Regions from separate parts of the Homo sapiens genome. Here region 1 is linked to region 2. The links are chromatin loops, found by intact Hi-C in ENCODE. Cell type or tissue: heart left ventricle. All regions are shown on one strand. Each heading gives the region's core, and the rest is flanking DNA. Links, peaks and the distances in the headings are about the cores only. Region 1 has its middle 430 kb from the start of MIR3914-1. Region 2 overlaps GALNT17 (polypeptide N-acetylgalactosaminyltransferase 17).

Region 1 (5,373 bases), core at 269-5,268, 320 kb after region 2:
AGGAGGCGGAGGTTGCAGTGAGCCAAGATCGCACCATCGCACTCCAGCCCAGGCAACAGTGCGAGACTCCATCTCAAAAAAAAAAAAAGAAAAAGAAAAAGAAAAAGAAAAAGGAAAGAACTTCTCAGTAGACAAGTCCCTGACAATTTCAGTGTCAGGAGAGGTGACATGGAGACGAAGAACCTAGGTAGGGCCAGACTCCCTAGGGCCAATATATATTGAGTAGTTTGAGGCTAGGCCTATACTATGCATTCTAAGATTGGAGCCACCATCAGTAGATATAGCTCTCAATCTCCTTAGAAAGTAAGTGGAAACATGCGATATAATTTTCCCCAAGAGAGGCCAGGCACAGTGGCTCATGCCTGTAATCCCAGCACTTTGGGAGGCCTAGGTGGGCAGATCACTTGAGGTCAGGAGTTTGAGACCAGCCTGGCCAACATGGTGAAACCTTACCTCTACTAAAAATACAAAAAAATTAGCTGGGTGTGGTGATGTGCACCTATTATCTCAGCTACTTGGGAGACTGAGGCAGGAGAATCACTTGAACCTGGGAGGTGAAGGTTGCAGTGAGCCGAGATCTCACCACTGCACTCCAGCCTGGATGACACAGCAAGACTCCATCTCAAAAAAATATATAATAATAATAATAACTTTCCCCAAAAGAATGTGAGTAGATATCACAGGTAGCTCTTTGGGGCTGCGCTTTTGTGGGGTGACTTTGCCTTGACCACGCTCCCTTTCTCCTTCTGGGCTGGATGCAGAAAACAACAGGGCCTTAGGGGATGGTAGAGCCATAAGGGGGAAGGAATCTAAGTCCCTAAATATCTGAATGAAAGAGACCCTCCTCATTGACCTGAATACCAAACCAGGATTGTTTTGTTGAGCCATTTCATGTCTGGGGTTATTTGTTACTGCACTTTAGCCTGCTCTAGCTATAACACAACATCTTTTACATATTGTGTTAGTTATCTATTTCTGCATAATAAATTCTCCCAAAATCCAGTGACTTAAAACAACAGCATTTATCACCTCATAGTCTCTGGGGGTCATCTCCTGAAGGCAGCTTTGGGGAGTCCTTTGCTTCAGGGGCTCTCCCAGGCTGCAATTAAGATGTCGGGTACAGCTGGAGACATTTGAAAGCTCAACTGAGGGAAGATTCCTTTCCAAGATTCACGATTGTTGGGATGATTCAGTTGGCCTGAGACCCTCTGTTCTTTACTGGCTGTTGGCCAGAGGCCAGAGGCCTGAGTTCCTCACCATGTGGGCCTCTTTGTAGGGCAGCTCATGACAGTACAGTTTCATCAAAGCACGTGAGCAAGGAGCACCTTTGAGAAGAGCTGGCCCGACGGAAATCAATTTTGTGTAGCCAAATCTCAGAAGTGAAATCCCATACTTTTGCCATAATCTTTTTGCTAGAAGTGAGTCTCTCAGTTTGGCCCATCGCAAAGGGAGGGGATTATAGAGGGGTGTGAACAACAAGAGGCAGCCGTCGCTGGGAGCCATTTCAAAAGCTGTCTACAGGCAGGGCAGGACGACTCACGCCTGTAATCCCAGCACTCTGGGAGGCCAAGGTGGGCAGATTGCTTGAACTTAGGAGTTTGAGACCAGCCTGGACAACATAGTGAGACCTCGTCTCTACAAAAAATACAAAAAATTAGCCAGGTGTGGTGGCGTATGCCTGTGGTCCCAGCTACTCGGGAGGCTGAGGTTGGAGGACCGCTTGAGTCCAGGGAATCCAGGCTGCAGCGAACCATGATAGCACCACTGCAGTCCAGCCTGTGCGACAGAGCAAGACCATCTCAAAAAACAAACTAAAACAAATCAAAAACCCCACACTGTCTTCCACACATAGTAGTCTCACAAGACCCCTGTTTAGATACAAGATTTAATCTAATTTGGAGAGGCCCATTTAAACAAGGAAACAGACCCAGAGAGGTTCAGTACCTTATCCCAGGTGACTCGGGTCATTGGTGGTAGAAGGAGAATGTTCTGTGAGATGCTAGCACCTGTGGATTTGCACACCACCACCTACAATGCAGGCTGCATTGTGCCCTGTGGTGAGTCTGCCTGGAGGAGGAGTCACAAAAGGGCCTGCAGTATTTGACTATGGAAGCAATTATTAAAGAGGCTGCCCACCCACTGCAATCCCTGCGGATTCCCGGATTTCATGAGCTGCAGGGCTGGCCTCCAGCCTCAAAGAGCTGCAGGCCTAGGAGAAAATCATGAGTGTGTGTGTGTGTGTGTGTGTGTGTAACAGAGAGAGGGAGAGGGAAAAGGAGAAAGAGGCAGAAAGGGACAGGAGAGATGAAAAGAGATAAAGAGATACAGAGAAACAAGTACAGAGTGACAGGGAGAAATAAATAAGGAATTAGAAAAATAGAGACAAGAGAGAAATATTTACAGAGAAAGCCAAAGAGAGTGGAAGGAAGGGAGGAAGGAAGGAAAGATAAAAGAGGGAAAGAAGGATAAAAAGAAAGAAAAGGGAGAAGGAGAAAGAAAAGGAAGGAGAGAGGAAAGTAGGAAGGAAAGAGGGAAGAAAAATGAAGGAGGGAAGGAGGGAGGGAGGGAGCAAGGGAAGGAGGGAGGGAAGGAGCAAGGGAAGGAGGGAGGGAGGGAGCAAGGGAAGGAGGGAGGGAGGGAGGGAGAGGGAGACACAGGGAGTGCCAGTCTTGCAAGGGAGGGGTGCGGGCTGGCTCTCCCAGCACCTGCAGGCGCAGCGCCCCCGCTGGAAATCTGAACTGCATTCTGGTCGTGGCTTCCCCCTAATGTCCTACCTAACCTGTTGAAGGGAATGCAAATTTTAAGGTATACAGCGACAGCAAGCTGTGAAGCGGCCTAGGCTGCCCAAGGCTAGGTCTGGCCGGGTGTTTGGAGCACCCGCAGGCCCCCCGAGGAGGGAGGCGCCCTGAGCAGGTGTCTGCTCCTTGGACGTCCCGCGCGGGAGCTCAGCTGGGAAGCCGGGCTCTGAAGACCGATGCTCTAGCGCCCCCTGCTGGCGCCTGGCCTTGATTCCGCTGCTTCCTTTCCCCTGAAATGAAGGAAAGCAGGAGGGTTGTGAGGCTTCATTGATTTCTCCCCGGCGGAGCAGCGATGCGGATGGGGATGAGGGGTGGTCAGAGGAGACCAGAGCTAGCGAACACGTTCCCTTCTATGACCTGGCCTGTGCTGCGACGCATGGTACCAGCCCTGGGTTGGCCTTGTACCTCCAGGCATTTGGGGGCCTTCCAGAGGCAGGAGGACGGCTTGAAACCAGGAGTTCCAGATCAGCCTGGGCAACATAGCAAGACCCCATCTCTAAAAAAAAAAAAAAAAAAAAAAAAGAATTATCTGGACATGTTGGCCCACCTGTGGTCCCAGCTACCTAGGAGGCTGAAGTGAAAAAATGCATCACTGTAAAAAAAAATCTAGAGTTTAAGACTGTGAAATGTTATTAGTCCTTTCTCACACTGCTATAAAGATATTACCCAAGAGGTGGGAGGATCACTTGAGCCCAGGAGTTCGAGGTTGCTGTGAGCTATGATGGCACCACTGCACTCCAGCCTGTGAGACAAAGTGAGAACTTGTATCTTTTCAAAAAAAAGAAAGAAAGAAAATAAATAAATAATGTATACTTTATTAGAACTATATGTACTTTTGATTAATGCATTAAATAGACCATAAGTGATGGGTCTACTCGCTATAATTTCAAAGTTGTATGAGCATCAATGTTATTACAAGATTTCTGCAGCACCTATAATTTGACAAAAAATCTGTGATTTCTGTTGGTGACAAAAGGTCAGGTTCTGTTTTGTCTACAGTGGTTTGTTGTTTACATTCATAATTAAAGGAAATGTTATCTTTCATTTAGAGGTAAACGAAACAAAGGGAATAATTTTCCCATCCAAGCTCATAGATTCCCTGAATCCTACACATGAAGCCCTGATGAGTCCCATGAACTTGTTAAGCTGCAGAGGGCTGGGCACCATGGCTCATGCCTATAATCCCAGAGCTTTGGGAGACCAAGGTGAGAGGATCACATGAGGCCAGGAGTTCGAGACCAGCCTGGGCAACATAGCGAGACCTCATCTCTATTTTTATTTTTATTTTTATTTTTATTTTTATTTTTAGAGACGGAATCTCACTCTGTCTCCCAGGCTGGAGTGCAGTAGTGCGACCTCGGCTCACTGCAGCCTCCGCCTCCCGGGTGCAAGTGATTCTCCTACCTCAGCCTCCTGAGTAGCTGGGATTACAGGTGTGCGCCACCATGCCTGGCTAACTTTTGAATTTTTAGTAGAGATGGGGTTTCACCACATTGGTCAGGCTGGTCTCAAACTCCTGACCTTGTGATCCACCCGCCTCGGCCTCCCAAAGTGCTGGGATTATAGGTGTGAGCCACCGTGCCTGGCCTTTATTTTTAAAAAATAAATAAAATTTTAAAAATAAAAGAAGCCGCCGAGGTAGCGTTCTTGCTCACATCTTACCTTGCTAGGGCACAGCAAGATGTCAGACACCATCCTCAGAGGTGAAACCCCCAAAAGTATTAAAGGCAGGTAGCAATTCAAAGTATGGATCCCCTGGTCACTAAGAATAGTAACAGTAATCCATTTTTAAAGAATAGCAACCAAAATGCCTTACATGCTGGATACCATGCAAGGGACTTTATCTCATTCCATCTGTCCACCCCAGACCTCTTAACTATCCCAGGTAACCTGACGATATCCCAGGCTCATTTCCTGGGTTATCACAGCCACCTTTCATACCTGGGTCCCTGGAGGGGGCTCAGGTCAGAAGAGGGTATGAGAGCCTGTTTGTCACCTAGGATGTGCTCCAGAGTGATTCAGCCACGCCCTGGCGAAATCTCTGCAGGGGGTTTTCTAGACTCTGTCCTGATAACAGAACCCTCCCATTTTGTCTTTGCTTTCAGCTTTCTTGATTCTAAGCTTCAAATTTTGCCATATACTGGGTCAAAGGTACGTACCTGTAATCCCAACACTTTGGGAGGCTGAGGTGGGAGGATCACTTGAGGCCAGGCATTCAAGACCAGCTTGGGCAACATAGCAAGATTCCATCTCTACAAAAATAAAAAAATTAGCCGGGCATAGTGGTGTACACTTGCAGTCCCAGCTACTCTGGAGGCTGAGGTGGGAGGATGGCTTGAGCCCAGGAGTTCGAGGCTGCAGTGAGCTAGGATTGCACCAACGCACTGTAACCTGGGCAACAGAGTGAGACTCTGTCTCAGTAAGTAAATAAATAAAATAAAATAAACGCCCACCTCTGTGGTCATATCCTTCAGATACAACAGATCAAGTCTTTGGGTTGCAGAGCAAGGATCAACTCTTGTGGCTATCACGAGAGCGCTGAGGTCATGAGCCATCCAGGAGCTGGTTAACTCTG
Region 2 (5,373 bases), core at 258-5,257:
GTGCTTCCATGGGAGCCTGGGGGCCTTGTTTTACTTGGCTAATTTATAGACTCATTCACTTTAAGGTGAATTTGGGCTCTTGCACCCCACCTCTTCTTCGGTTTCTCTCCGTTTTCAAATCTCAACACCCTAATGCTCTTAGGCTGTCTCAGATGTGTTCCACCAGAGCCAGGCTTCCTGGAAGTCCCTCTTGAGATGTCCCACTCATCCAGTTCTCCTTGTATTGACCCTGCCCCTGCAGGAGACAGCTGCATCTGCAGGGATTTCTTTTTTCTCACTGGTACTATCAGGGGCCTTCTGTTTGTCTTGATCAACGGACCATTCTCAGCTTGCATTTTCTCTAATGCATTTGACTTTCCTGACCCTGGAGGTTGAGCAGCTTTTGGAGGACAGGGACTCTGAACCTTCTCACCCACAGAGGCTCCTTTAAATATTTATAAAATGAATGCACATATCCTTCTTCCAGAAACTCTGCCAAACACTTCACAGGATAATGCTTCGGAACTGGTGTCATAGGAGCATTATCCTGTAAAGTGCTGGACTCTGTTTCAACACCTGCAGATGATGCTCTTGGGCTCTCAGGTTTGAGAACTTCATTTCCTCCTTGGAGTCCCGTCTGTACCGCCTTGAGTATGGCTTCTCCAGCCCTTCTTCCTTCTACATTCTCTATCCAGCCCTGTACAAAATAAAAGACATTAGCTGGGCATGGTGGTGCACGCCTTTAGTTCCAGCTGCTCGGGAGGCTGAGGCAGGAGGATTGCTTGAGCCCGGGAGGTCGAGGCTGCAGTGAGCCATGATTGCTCACTAGCCCTCCTTCCTGCCTCCTAAATACATGTGTTCCACAACGTGTGGTTCTAAGTCTTCTTCCCTGCATTTCCTGGAACTGTCACCTTCTCTCCTAGGCCATCATCTCCCTTTTTTTTTTTTTGAGACGGAGTCTCGCTCTGTTGCTGAGGCTTGAGAGCAGTGGAGCAATCTCGGCTCACTGCAACTTCCGCCCCACCAGGATCATGCGATTCTCCTGCCTCAGCCCCGCTGAGAGGCTGGGATTACATATGCCCGCCACCACACCCGGCTAGTTTTTGTATTTTTAATAGAGACGGGGTTTCTCCATGTTAGGACATCATCTCTTATCACTCAGTGCCTGACACCTCTGCCCTGTTTTCTCACCTCCAGACCATTGTCGTGGTTCAGCTGCCTACCCCAGAATGTCCTCTGGCCCCCTCAACCTGTCCTCAGAGAAACTCATCAACTTGTTCTTCTCTTCTCTTCTTTTTCTCTTTTTAAATCAATCTTATCTGGCTAAGTGTGGTGGCTCACGCCTGTAATCCTAGCACTTTAAGAGGCTGAGGTAGGGGGATCACTTGAGGCCAAGAGTTCGAGACCAGCAGGGCCAACATAGCAAAATTCTGTCTCCACTAAAAATACAAAAATGAGCCGGGCATGGTGGCAGGCACCTGTAGTCCCAGCTACTTGGGAGGCTGAGGCAGGAGAACTGTTTGAACCCAGGAAGTGGAGGTTGCAGTGAGCTGAGGTCACGCCACTGTACTCCAGCCTGGGTGGCTGAGCAAGCTTCCATCTGAAAAGGAAAATAAAATAAAAATAAAATAAATCAATGGCATCTTCCCAGTTTCCTAGACTGAAACTTTGATGCTCATGATACTGTCATCTAAGTAGATCCAATTTTTCACTTAGGTGTTTTTTGGTGTGGTATTTTAGAATAGTGAGAGCTCACGTCCAGATCTGCTGCATAACTTAAACAACTTTTTCCGTTAATGCTCCCAGCCAAAACAGTTTCTCTGTCTGTGACTCCTCACAGCACTCTTCCTCCGTGACCATTTTTTTTGGGCGAGTGGGGGCCATTAGCCTCATTTACCTTATAATATTGAATATTATAATTTGTTTTTATTTTATTTTTTTTTTAGGCAGAGTTTCGCCCTTGTTTCCCAGGCTGGAGTGCAGTGGTGCGATCTCGCCTCACTGCAACCTCCGCCTCCCAGGTTCAAGCAATTCTCCTGCCTCGGCCTCCCGAGTAGCTGGGATTACAGGTACCCGCCACCATGCCCAGCTATTATTTTTTGTATTTTTTTTTTAGAAGAGACAGGGTTTCTCCATGGTGGCCAGGCTGGTCTCAAACTCCTGATCTCAGGTGATGCACCTGCCTTGGCCTCCCAAAGTGCGCCTTCCTATAATTTTTAAACGTATCTCATCTCCTTAACTCGATTGTAAGCATCTTGAGGGAGCACTTGTGTCTGAATTGTCTTTGAGCACAGGCCAGAGCACAACTCAGTATCTTATAAAGTCCAGAATCACACTGCAGGGACTGGGAAGGAAGCCTGCTCAGTGTCACTTGTTCTTAAACCCTGATCATTGGAGGTGGCATCTACCTTGATGTTTCCATACACTGTTGTTTGGAACAGTGTATCCCTGTACATTGTAAGAGTGAGAATGGTGTCTACTGCTATACAGTAGGCCCTAGACTTTATAAATCATTTTGGTGGCCAGGCACAGTGGCTCATGCCTGTAATCCCAGCACTTTGGGAGGCTGAGGTGGGTGGATCACCTGAGGCCAGGAGTTCGAGACCAGCCTGACCAACATGGCGAAACCCCATCTCTACTAAAAATACAAAATTAGCCGGCTGTGGTGACACATGCCTGTAGTACCAGCTACTCGGGAGGCTGAGGCAGGAGAATCACATGAACCCAGGAGGTGGAGGTTGCAGTGAGCTGAGATCGCGCCACTGCATTTCAGCCTGGGCAACGAAAGAGAAACTCCGTCTCAAAACGTAAAAATAAATAAAAATAAAAATGATATTGGCTAGTTAGAAAGACAATCTGTTGTTCATAGGAAGTTATGTAATTGATCAACATTAATAATTATGATAAACCAATTATTATTAGATTTACCATTTATTGAATGCATATTGAGTGCTTTCTATATAGCTTTTCCTTTAGTTGTAGCAGCCATAAGGCTAGTACCAAATGATTAGGCCTTATCCTTTTACTCCTTTAATACCTCCCAAAGCTCTTTAGATGTGAGAAGGCCAGTGGTAATGACCCACACTTTCTTTTGCCAACCTTGCCAATCCCTACCCATATATCTTCCCTGAAGTCTCGCAACTTCTTAACAAATGAGGAACTCATTTGATACCCGGATGTGGTGAGTGATGTAGCCAGGAGCTGACATCCTGTTCCTGGGAAGAGCCACGACTAAGTTGCAGGTCACGTGGCAGCTAAGAGGTAACAGTGCCTCCAGAACTCCTGGCATGGTGCCCAGCGCTCAGCATTCAGAATATTCTCCCTGAACTTACAGAGATTCCTGCAGTCACAAGCCAACCCTGGTCAGCAGGCGGGATTCCCCTTGTAGCATTCCATGACCTGTGGCCTTTAGTGACATGTCCCTGAGTCCCCCAGCACCCATGCAGGACATGTACCTGGAGTGCAAGTATCTAAGAATCCCCTCCCTGTTAGCCCCTCCTTTTCCTCCCTATACCTGGTGATTTTTATGCACACAAAGTATCACTTTTTTTTTTTAAATGCCTTTAGTTTTATTTATTCTTAAAATTAGACACCAGGTCTTTCTCTGTTGCCCAGAATGGAGTGCAGTAGTGTAACTATAGCTCACTGCAGCCTCCTGAGTTCAAGTGATTCTTCTGCTTTGGCCTCCCGAGTAGCCGGAAGTACAGGTGCACAACACTGCACTCAGCCAAGTATCAGTCTTTATGTCTATAGAGTTAGATTCAGTTGAGTTGTGTTTCAGCTCTCCCGTTAGCCCATATGTGACCTTGGAACAGGTTAGCCTCCCTAAGATTATGTCTTCATTTGCAAAATAGAATTAATTTAGTTAATTAATGAAATTAATCTAGCAACCTCCTAGGGTTTCTGCAAGGATAAAATTAGCTCATAGAAATGAAGCACTTTGCCACCTGCTTGTTGCAGAAGGGAGGGTATTCAATCCCTGGTAGCATTAGTTCTGCCTCCAAGGTAGCATTTCTACTACTGAGCAAAGACTTACATTGCATCCCAAGGCACGTACTGTAAGAACGAGTCTGTGTGCAGATGGAAAAGCCCATATAGAATTTGATAAACCGGACAAGGATTCTGGCCAAGTTTGGAGGAAGGGCCACTAAGAAAAGGAATCTTGAAGGACGTCTGCCGGCTCATAGCAGCCGGGATATAAAAGCCAGGCCTGGTTCCCATCCCGCTGTACGGATTGCAAACTGTCAGAAGATAGCTGTCCTGGGTGAATGCATCAGAGATGTCTTCTGACTCCTAGACTGATGAGATTTTCTTTTCTGCCAGAATTACTAACATGCGATTTTTTTTGAGATCTTTGAACTCCCTGAAGATCTGTGGGCATTGCAGTGGGTTAGATGCAAATTTGAAATGACATGTTTATAGACCTTCTTGCATTTTTGTCATTTGCAGAGGAGCTGAAGGTCCCCCTAGAGGAGTATGTCCACAAACGCTACCCCGGGCTGGTGAAGGTGGTAAGAAATCAGAAGAGGGAAGGCCTGATCCGCGCTCGCATTGAGGGCTGGAAGGTGGCTACCGGGCAGGTCACTGGCTTCTTTGATGCCCACGTGGAATTCACCGCTGGCTGGTAGGTCATGAGCTGAAACTCAGGGGTGCTCAAGACCTGCATTGTGGTTGAGAGGGGCTGGAATCTGGGAGGTGGGACATTTCACCTGTTACCTGTAGTGGCACTGGGAGACTAGAGAGAGACTCGTCAAAGAAGAAAGTGAGACCATTGTCTGGGATAAAGCTAGGGAGCAGGGAGAAATTTGTCTGCCGTCTGTTCAGTTCACCATCATTGGCATCATCGTCATCATCATCGTCATCAAAATCCCCAGTGAAAATGTTTTATCAGGCTGGGCATGGTGGCTTGCGCCTGTAATCCCTACACTTTAGGAGCCCAAGGTGGGTGGATCATTTGAGGTCAGGAGTTTGAGACCAGCCTGGGCAACATGGTGAGACCCTGTCTCTACTAAAAATACAGAAATTAACCTGGCATGGTGGAGCACGCCTGTAGTCTCGGCTACTTGGGAGGCTGAGGCAGGAGAATCGCTTGAACTTGGGATGCCAAGGTTGCAGTGAGCCTAGATCGCGCCACTGCACTCCAGCCTGGGTGACAGAGAGAGACTCCATCTCAAAAAAAAAAGAAAAAAAGAAAACGGTGTATCAATTAGATAAAACTCAACAGAATCCTTGCAAATGGTACAAGACAGTCATATTTTTCTTGTTCTCTTTTCCTTCTTTGCTGCTCTGTTTGCAGGGAAGGATGGTTGTCTGTCATTGTGAGAAAAGAGATATAGTTATAATTCTAACTACTCAGGTAAAGCTCCCCAGAATGTATGGGATTATCTTTCACAT

What was found. Peaks named below come from ENCODE experiments on the same cell type or tissue, not always from the same donor. Only the 100,000 strongest peaks of a DNase experiment are listed, where the experiment ranks them.
Region 1: it touches region 2 in a loop (2.6-fold over the local background); 3 of 110 quality-filtered maps call a loop at or near these places.

The regions. Positions count from the first base shown.
Region 1 is chr7:71,730,471-71,735,843 of GRCh38, forward strand. No RefSeq gene overlaps it. Among named protein-coding and RNA genes, the nearest start is that of MIR3914-1, 430 kb to the left of the region's middle. RefSeq lists an enhancer at 2,793-2,982. In heart left ventricle, for the core only: CTCF peaks have their summits at 2,983 (motif pointing left) and 3,191; DNase peaks (open chromatin) are centred at 2,726 and 2,971; H3K4me3 peaks cover 304 bases.
Region 2 is chr7:71,411,461-71,416,833 of GRCh38, forward strand. It overlaps GALNT17 (polypeptide N-acetylgalactosaminyltransferase 17), which reads left to right. Exons shown (of 11, transcript NM_022479.3): 4 at 4,429-4,603. Among named protein-coding and RNA genes, the nearest start is that of MIR3914-1, 110 kb to the left of the region's middle. In heart left ventricle, for the core only: no CTCF peak of the experiment used is centred there; a DNase peak (open chromatin) is centred at 3,271.